Linked DNA regions of Homo sapiens: region 2 is linked to region 1. The links are chromatin contacts, found by Hi-C or POLR2A ChIA-PET in ENCODE. All regions are on one chromosome and are shown on one strand. The core of a region is the stretch at or near the end of the contact, and the rest is flanking DNA. Distances in the headings are between cores, read along the strand shown.

Region 1 (3,381 bases), core at 103-2,602:
CAGACATGTAAATGAATGCAGAAAATATATGAGGAATACTAAAATAGAAATTAAAGTGTCCTGTGGCTTTTTCGTCCACATAGACGAGTGTCAAAGCTAGTATCTCTCTGGGAGGATCATGGCAGACAGGAGGCAGGCCTAGATTGCAGCTCCCACTCAGACGGACAGAGCAGCATGTGGAGTATTGCATCATGAACTTTTGCTCCAGAATGACTGCAGGAAGAAATCAGGAAAGCCAAGAGAACCCACAGACCCTCTGAAGGAAGTGAATTGCTCCTGCATGACCTGGGAGACACCCCAAATACCGTGAGTGCCCAAACTATGGAAGTGGGAAAGGGGCATCATTCAGTCCCAAACACACAACCTCACTGGGGAACCTCAAGATCTAGATCACCAGAGAAGATTCTAACATTACCTGGAGCTGAGTCAATTTAGAGAGCCGAGTGAAACGCAGGGGTAGAAGAAGCAGTGGGAAAATCCCTGTGGGCTCTCTGGGTGCCCTAGCAAGCCATTTCTGCCTTGCCTCCCAGGGGTCATTGGGGAGGGCTACCAGAGGCACTGGGAAAAGGCCACAGGGAGAAGGAAGCCTCCAGCTGAACTTCGTAACAATTCCAACTGAACAAGAAGTCTCCTGGCCAGAACTACAGGGAGGGCGTGAATCCTGTGTGCAGACCACAGGTGGGGAAGCACGAAGGGTTCACAGCTTTCACAGCTGGGAGGCTGGTAGCCTGGGGCAAGCTCTCAGCCCTGCTTGTCCACTGCCTGGACACAGACTTAGTGCTGTTGAGCAGGGAATGGTGAGAGTGAGACTGGCCCTTTGGGTTGTGTGGGAGCTGGGTGAGGCCTGTGATTGCCAGCTTTCCCTCACTTCCCTGACAACCTGCATGACACAGCAGAGGCAGCATAATCCTCCTAGGAACACAACCCCATTGACCTGCGAACCACACCTCCATCCCCCACAAGCAAGACCCACTCAAGGAGAGTCTGAACTCAGACATGCCTAGCACTGCCCCCACTTAATGGGCCTTCCCTACCCACCCTGGTAGCTGAAGACAAACAGCATATACTCTTGGGAGTTCTAGGGCCCTACCCACCGCCTGATCCCTCCCATACTACCACAGCTGATGCTCTCTGGAAAGTGCCACCTCCCAGCAGGAAGCCAACCGGCTCAAAAATAGTGCATTAAACCACCAAAACTAAGGACCCTCACAGAGTCCATTTCACCCCCCACCACCTCCACCACAGCAGGCATTGGTATCCACAGCTGAGAGACCCACAGATGGTTCACATCACAAGACTCTGTACAGACAACTCCCAGTGCCAGCCCAGAGCCTGGTAGACCTGTTGGGTGACTAAATTCAGAAGAGAGATAATAATCACGACAGCTCAGATCTCAGGAAGCCACATCCCTAGGAAAAGGCGGAGGGTACTACATCAAGGGAACACCCTGTGGGACAAAAGAATCTGAACAACAGCCTCGAGCCCTAGACCTTCCCTCCGACAGAGCCTACCCAAATGCGAAGGAACTAGGAAACCAACTCTGGTAATATGAGAAAACAAGGCTCTTTAATACCCTCCAAAAAAATCACACTAGCTCACCAGCAATGGATCCAACCAAAAAAAATCCCTGATTTACCTGAAAAAGAATTCATAAGGTCAGTTATTAAGCTAATCAAAGAGGTGCCAGAAAAAGGCAAAGCCCAATTTAAGGAAATAAAAAAAAAATACAAAAAGTAAGGGGAGAAATTTTCAATGAAATAGGTAGCATATAATAAAAAGCAATCAAAACTTCAGGAACCAACGGATGCAGTTATAGAAATTCAAAATGCTCTGGAAAGTCTCAGCAATAGAAGCGAATAAGCAGGAGAAAGAACCTCAGAGCTCAAAGACAAGGTTTTCAAAATAATCCAACAAAGACAAAGAAAAAAGAATAAGAAAATATGAACAAAGCCTCCAAGAAGTCTGGGATTATGTTAAATGAGCAAACCAAAGAATAATCGGCATTCCTAAGAAGAAGAGAAATCTAAGAGTTTGGAAAACATATTAGGGTATCCACTACTGGGTATCTACCCAGAGAAAAAGAAGTCATCACACGAAAAGGATGCTTGCACACATATGTTTATAGCAGCACAATTCTCAGTTGTAAAAATGTGGAACCAACCCATATGCCCATCAATCAGTGAGTGGATAAAGAAACTGCAGTATACATATACAATGGAATACTACTCAGCCATAAACAGGAATGAATTAATGGCATTCACAGCAACCTGGATGAGATTGGAGACTATTATTCTTAGTGAAGTAACTCAGGAATGGAAAACCAAACATTGTATGTTCTCGATCATACGTGGGAGCTAAGCTATGAGGATACAGAGACGTAAGAATGACACAGTGGACTTTGGGGACTCAGGGAAAAAGGGTGGGAAGGGAGTGATGAATAAAAGACTACAATTTGGGTGCAGTGTATACTGCTCAGGCGATGCGTCCACCAAAATCTCACAAATCACCACTAACGATCTTACTTATGTGGCCAGGTGCAGTGGCTCATGCCTGTAATCCCAACACTTTGGGAGGCTGAGGCAGGTGGATCACGAGGTCAGGAGATCGAGACCATCCTGGCTAACATGGTGAAACCCCATCTCTACAAGAAATACAAAAAATTAGCTGGGTGTGGTGGCGGGCCCCTGTAGTCCCAGCTACTCAGGAGGCTGAGGCAGGAGAGTTGGCGTGAACCCGAGGTGTGGAGCTGGCAGTGAGCCGAGATCGCGCCACTACACTCTAGCCTGGGCAACAGAGCAAGACTCCGTCTCAAAAAAAAAAAAAAAAAAAAAGATCTTACTCATGTAACCACACACCACCTGCTCCCCAATAATCTATGGAAATAAAATAATTTTTTTTTTAAAAGAAACTAGGCTGGGCATGATGGCTCACGTCTGTAATCCCAGCACTTTGGGAGGCCGAGGGGGGTGGATTACCTGAGGTCAGGAGTTTGAGACCAGCCTGGCCAACCTGGTGAAACCCTGTCTCTACGAAAAATACAAAAATTAGCCGGGCATGGTGGCACACACCTGCAATCCCAGCTACTCGGGAGGCTGAGGCAGGAGAATTGCTTGAGTCTGGGAGGTGGAGGTTGCAATGAGCCAAGATCGTGCCACTGCACTCCAGCCTGGCCGACGGAGTGAGACTCTGTGTCAAAAAAAAAAAAAAAAAAAGGCCAGGCGCGGTGGCTCATGCCTGTAATCCCAGCACTTTGGGAGGCCAAGGTGGGCGGATCACGAGGTCAGGAGATCGAGACCATCTTGGCTAACCGGTGAAACCCCGTCTCTACTAAAAATACAAAAAATTAGCCGGGCGCGGTGGCGGGCACCTGTAATCCCAGCT
Region 2 (3,552 bases), core at 178-2,677, 100 kb after region 1:
GTAGAGACAGGGTTTCACCATGTTGTTCAGGATGGTCTCGATCTCCTGACCTCGTGATCCGCCCGCCTTGGCCTCCCAAAGTGCTGGGATTTAGAGGCGTGAGCCACCGCCTCTGGCCACAAAAACAAACAAACAAACAAACAAACAAACAAACAAAAAACGCTTTTACTTAAAAGGCCATATAGGAAATACTTTAGGCTTCAGGGCCATCCAGTCTCTATGTCAACTACTCAATTCTGCCTTCGAATCTGAAAGCAGCCACAGATAATACAAACACAAATTGGTCTGGGCTGTGTTCCAATAAAACTTTATTTACAAAAACAAATGGCCAGCCCCAAGGGCCTGGTTTGCAACTCTTGCTCTGGAGCAGAGCAGAAGGTATACTCTGAACTGCAACAAAGTTTCTGCTGCAAAAGCAGCACCTCTGCTGTCCGTCCCCTCCTCTCTGTCCACTGGCTCTGGACGTCCATGTGAACAGGCTTGCCAAGAAGGACAAAGTGGGCAGGTAAAGCTGGGGGGGGCGGCCACAATCAAGATCCCAACACCCCTATCTTTAAGAGGCAGTGCCAAGCGAATCCCATTTCAGGGGACCCACTCTACCTCGCTGCCTACGATGAATTCCCATCTTACAGCCTCTCGATTACTATGCAGTTACCAAGCTGGCTACCACCTTACTAAGATTCTTGCCATTTTCTCATTCTAGTCAAAAAAGTAAGTCATCGGTTTAGTGGAGGGGGCAGCTAAAGCCCAAGTTTGTATTTGAGAAAGATGTACAACAGGTTCTTTAAAAAAATAAATTACATAAAATTTTCTGGACACAAAACTCCTATCCAGACCACTAGTCATGGAGAAGACCAGAAGCCAAAAAATACAATCCTCATGGAGAACCAGCCTATTCGCTGTGTGCACTCTGCAACTGGTAAGCCTTCCCTGGGGGTCTTACTCTCAGAACTCTGGCTTGTTGGACGTAACTGGTAATTCCTGCAATTTCAACAGAATATTCTCCTAGATTGGTAGAGAGCAGACCTTGGAACCCTGGAGTGAACCTTTCTCAGGGTGCTCCACTATGGCACGTGGCAGCAGAATCCAGGCCACGAATCCAGGCCACCGTTGCCATCACCCCTCGCCTGGCTGCCTTGAACAGGCAAGCTTAAAACAATGATGCAACCTCCCTGGTCCCTTCTCAGCCAGGACAGACCAGGCATGGTCTTTCACGGAAGCCATCCTCTCTCATAATCATTGTTGCTCAGGTGCCTGTTTAGGAGACGGAGCTGTAGTCACAACAACAGTGGAGACTGCTTTGGAGGAGCCAGAAGCTGTTCCCTGTTGGAGATGGGATGCAGGGACAGTCTGGATGCGCACCTGTTTGCAAAGACAGAAGGTCAGGTCAATGGATTGCAAGCGGGCTCACCAGTTAAGAACAGCAGTGGAATCAGAGAGGAGCCGGATATGGCCAAGAATTTGCCCTGGGCCTTACCTGTGTGGCCTGACCTTGCTGCTGAAGCTGCTGCAACTGCTGAGCAGTGAGGAAACTAACAGGCTTATTGCCAGCAATGAGCTTAGTGCCTGCTGGCATAGTTGTGAGGATGATGTTGCGGCCCAACCCACTGAGGCTGTGGAGGGAAAGCAGGGGTGAGATATAATGATATCGACAGGTATTCTCTGGCCCAGATTTAGGCCATGTATTGAAGGACAACAGGGAGGTCTGTGCCAATGAAAATCCCAGCATTTCAGATTGAAATGGAAACCAACTGCTGAGACCACCTTTCTTCCAGCTTCACCACTTCCCATGGCAGGAGAAGACAGTAATCCCAGAAGACCCCAGTGCTCTGGATAAAATGGCCCTTGGCTCCTGGCCCCGACCAGCAGGAATAGTGGACAGGGCCCCAGAGAGGTGTGCACTTCTGCAAGAAACGCTCCCCCTAATAGCCACATCTCACAAGCTGCCCTGAGACTGCAGACTCATTTCATCGTGCCCTTTATCCCTGTTTAAATTAAGGCCACAGGTGGCCCTCATTCCCTGAACTGCTTAGGTTCAGAGCTCAAATGTCAAAGGGAGGCTTCCCTCACACCTAGCTGAGCCCCATCCTAGCACTTCCCACACCCTTTTCTCTCCAGTATGTATCACCACGCATGTTGCTTTTTTATTATTTCTCTACTTTACAATGTATGCTTGGAGAACAGCAGGGATTTTCATCTGTTTTAATCACTGCACCTAAAACAATACTGGATGCTCAATAAATACTGTTGATGAGCACAATAAAGCAGAGGTGTCAAAGAAGGGCCCCAGAAAGACCAGCCACTTTGCCACTCGGTGACAAGGACTGGTAAGCCCTGCCTGCCACCTCCACCCCCGAATTGGTTCCTTTACCATGACATAGTACTTACTTGGCTCCAAGGTTGCCTTTGATGATGGGGGCTGTGACCACGCTCTTGCCCTTCATTGGCTGGCTGATCACAGAGAGGGGAACTGTGATCCGTGTAGGCAACTTCCCCTAGAAAAAAAAAGCAGTCAGGTTTTGTAAGACAGGAGGTAAGGAAAACCAGCAAGTGTCACCTCCAGGGCATCAGGAACTGAGAAGCAAGCACTACAGATGCTGTCAGTCCCCAGTACCCACCAGGGTCTCAAGGCTCCTGAGGTTTGGGCCCAGAAAACCCTAACGAACTACTTATATACCATAGTCAGGTGAAATCTGATCTTTTATCATCCTCTTTCATGCCACCAGAAGCAGCAGCAACCCATCTATCTGCTTTCAACAGGATAAAACCTGTATCTAAATCACAAAGGCAGGTGTGTCCTCACTTTAGCACAGTCCAAGATTCTGAGTTCCTTGGAGGACAGAGGCTTATCTCTGTATCCCTCAGTACATGGCACAGTGCTGGGCACACAATCACTATTTGGTGAAATAAATTTGAGGAAGGACAGAGGAGCTCAAGAGTTAATACCTAAAGCGCACAACTACTCATTGGAGTGCAGGGCCACTGGTGAGGAACAAACAGCAGGGCATGCTAGATTAGGGAGAGGCCATGCTCTCCGGTGCTTTCCATTTCTCCCGGAGATAAGAGAGGTTAGCTAGGGGACACTAACAATAAACTCAATCAAGTGAAAAGTCCAACCCCCAAGCTAATAAAGCCTAAGAAGAATTTTTTTTAGAAACTGAGAAGGCCTAGAGTCTTTGGGACTTCAGGATGGTTAAGATAGGTCACTGCATTACCTGTTTTCAGATGGCCTTGATTTTAATGCTTGACTGGTAATAAAATTTCTATGCAGTGAAATCTTATGTAAATTAAATCTGAGTTTTAAAAAATTCAAGAGGGCTGGCTGACAGGATGCTGGGAGAGGGCATCAGCATTCCACAGAGGCAGGCTAACACTAAGGAGATGGGCACTCAGCTGCACAACTGCGCGGCAGGTCCCCGCACCTATCTCCATGGGGTTCACCCACAGCCTGGAGCCTGTTAAAAAAGCATGCAAAGAGGGCAACAGGCAACAGAATACCTTGAGATGGTACCTCCAGATACATTTACTTATGGTTTTGTTCTTCCTCAAAAT

The links. Hi-C counts contacts between places; a loop is a spot of excess contacts on that map. ChIA-PET counts read pairs that join two places held with the same protein, here RNA polymerase II (POLR2A). Pooled maps may share reads with other maps.
Region 2: a loop to region 1 is called in a map of PC-9, with 3 times the contacts of the local background. The contact joins two enhancer-like sites. A Hi-C loop is called at or near these places in 4 of 168 maps with a recorded cell type or tissue (K562, PC-9, endothelial cell of umbilical vein and 1 more) and 8 of 50 pooled maps. POLR2A ChIA-PET finds 5 or more read pairs at or near these places in 2 of 52 experiments (Caco-2 and K562).

Annotation. Positions count from the first base shown.
Region 1 is chr11:129,763,024-129,766,404 of GRCh38, forward strand. It overlaps LOC124902793 (a long non-coding RNA gene), which reads right to left. Exons shown (of 2, transcript XR_007062952.1): 2 at 1-3,381. Among named protein-coding and RNA genes, the nearest start is that of TMEM45B, 51 kb to the right of the region's middle. Within about 2 kb of position 1,353, at least 2 of the 41 ENCODE cell types and tissues checked have a DNase peak (open chromatin) inside an H3K27ac peak, as active enhancers do; they include PC-9, where a contact is called at or near this core.
Region 2 is chr11:129,863,489-129,867,040 of GRCh38, forward strand. NFRKB (nuclear factor related to kappaB binding protein) reads right to left here. Exons shown (of 27, transcript NM_001143835.2): 25 at 2,389-2,495; 26 at 1,478-1,613; 27 at 148-1,362. The coding sequence ends at 1,237. Among named protein-coding and RNA genes, the nearest start is that of NFRKB, 30 kb to the right of the region's middle. Within about 2 kb of position 1,428, at least 3 of the 41 ENCODE cell types and tissues checked have a DNase peak (open chromatin) inside an H3K27ac peak, as active enhancers do; they include PC-9, where a contact is called at or near this core.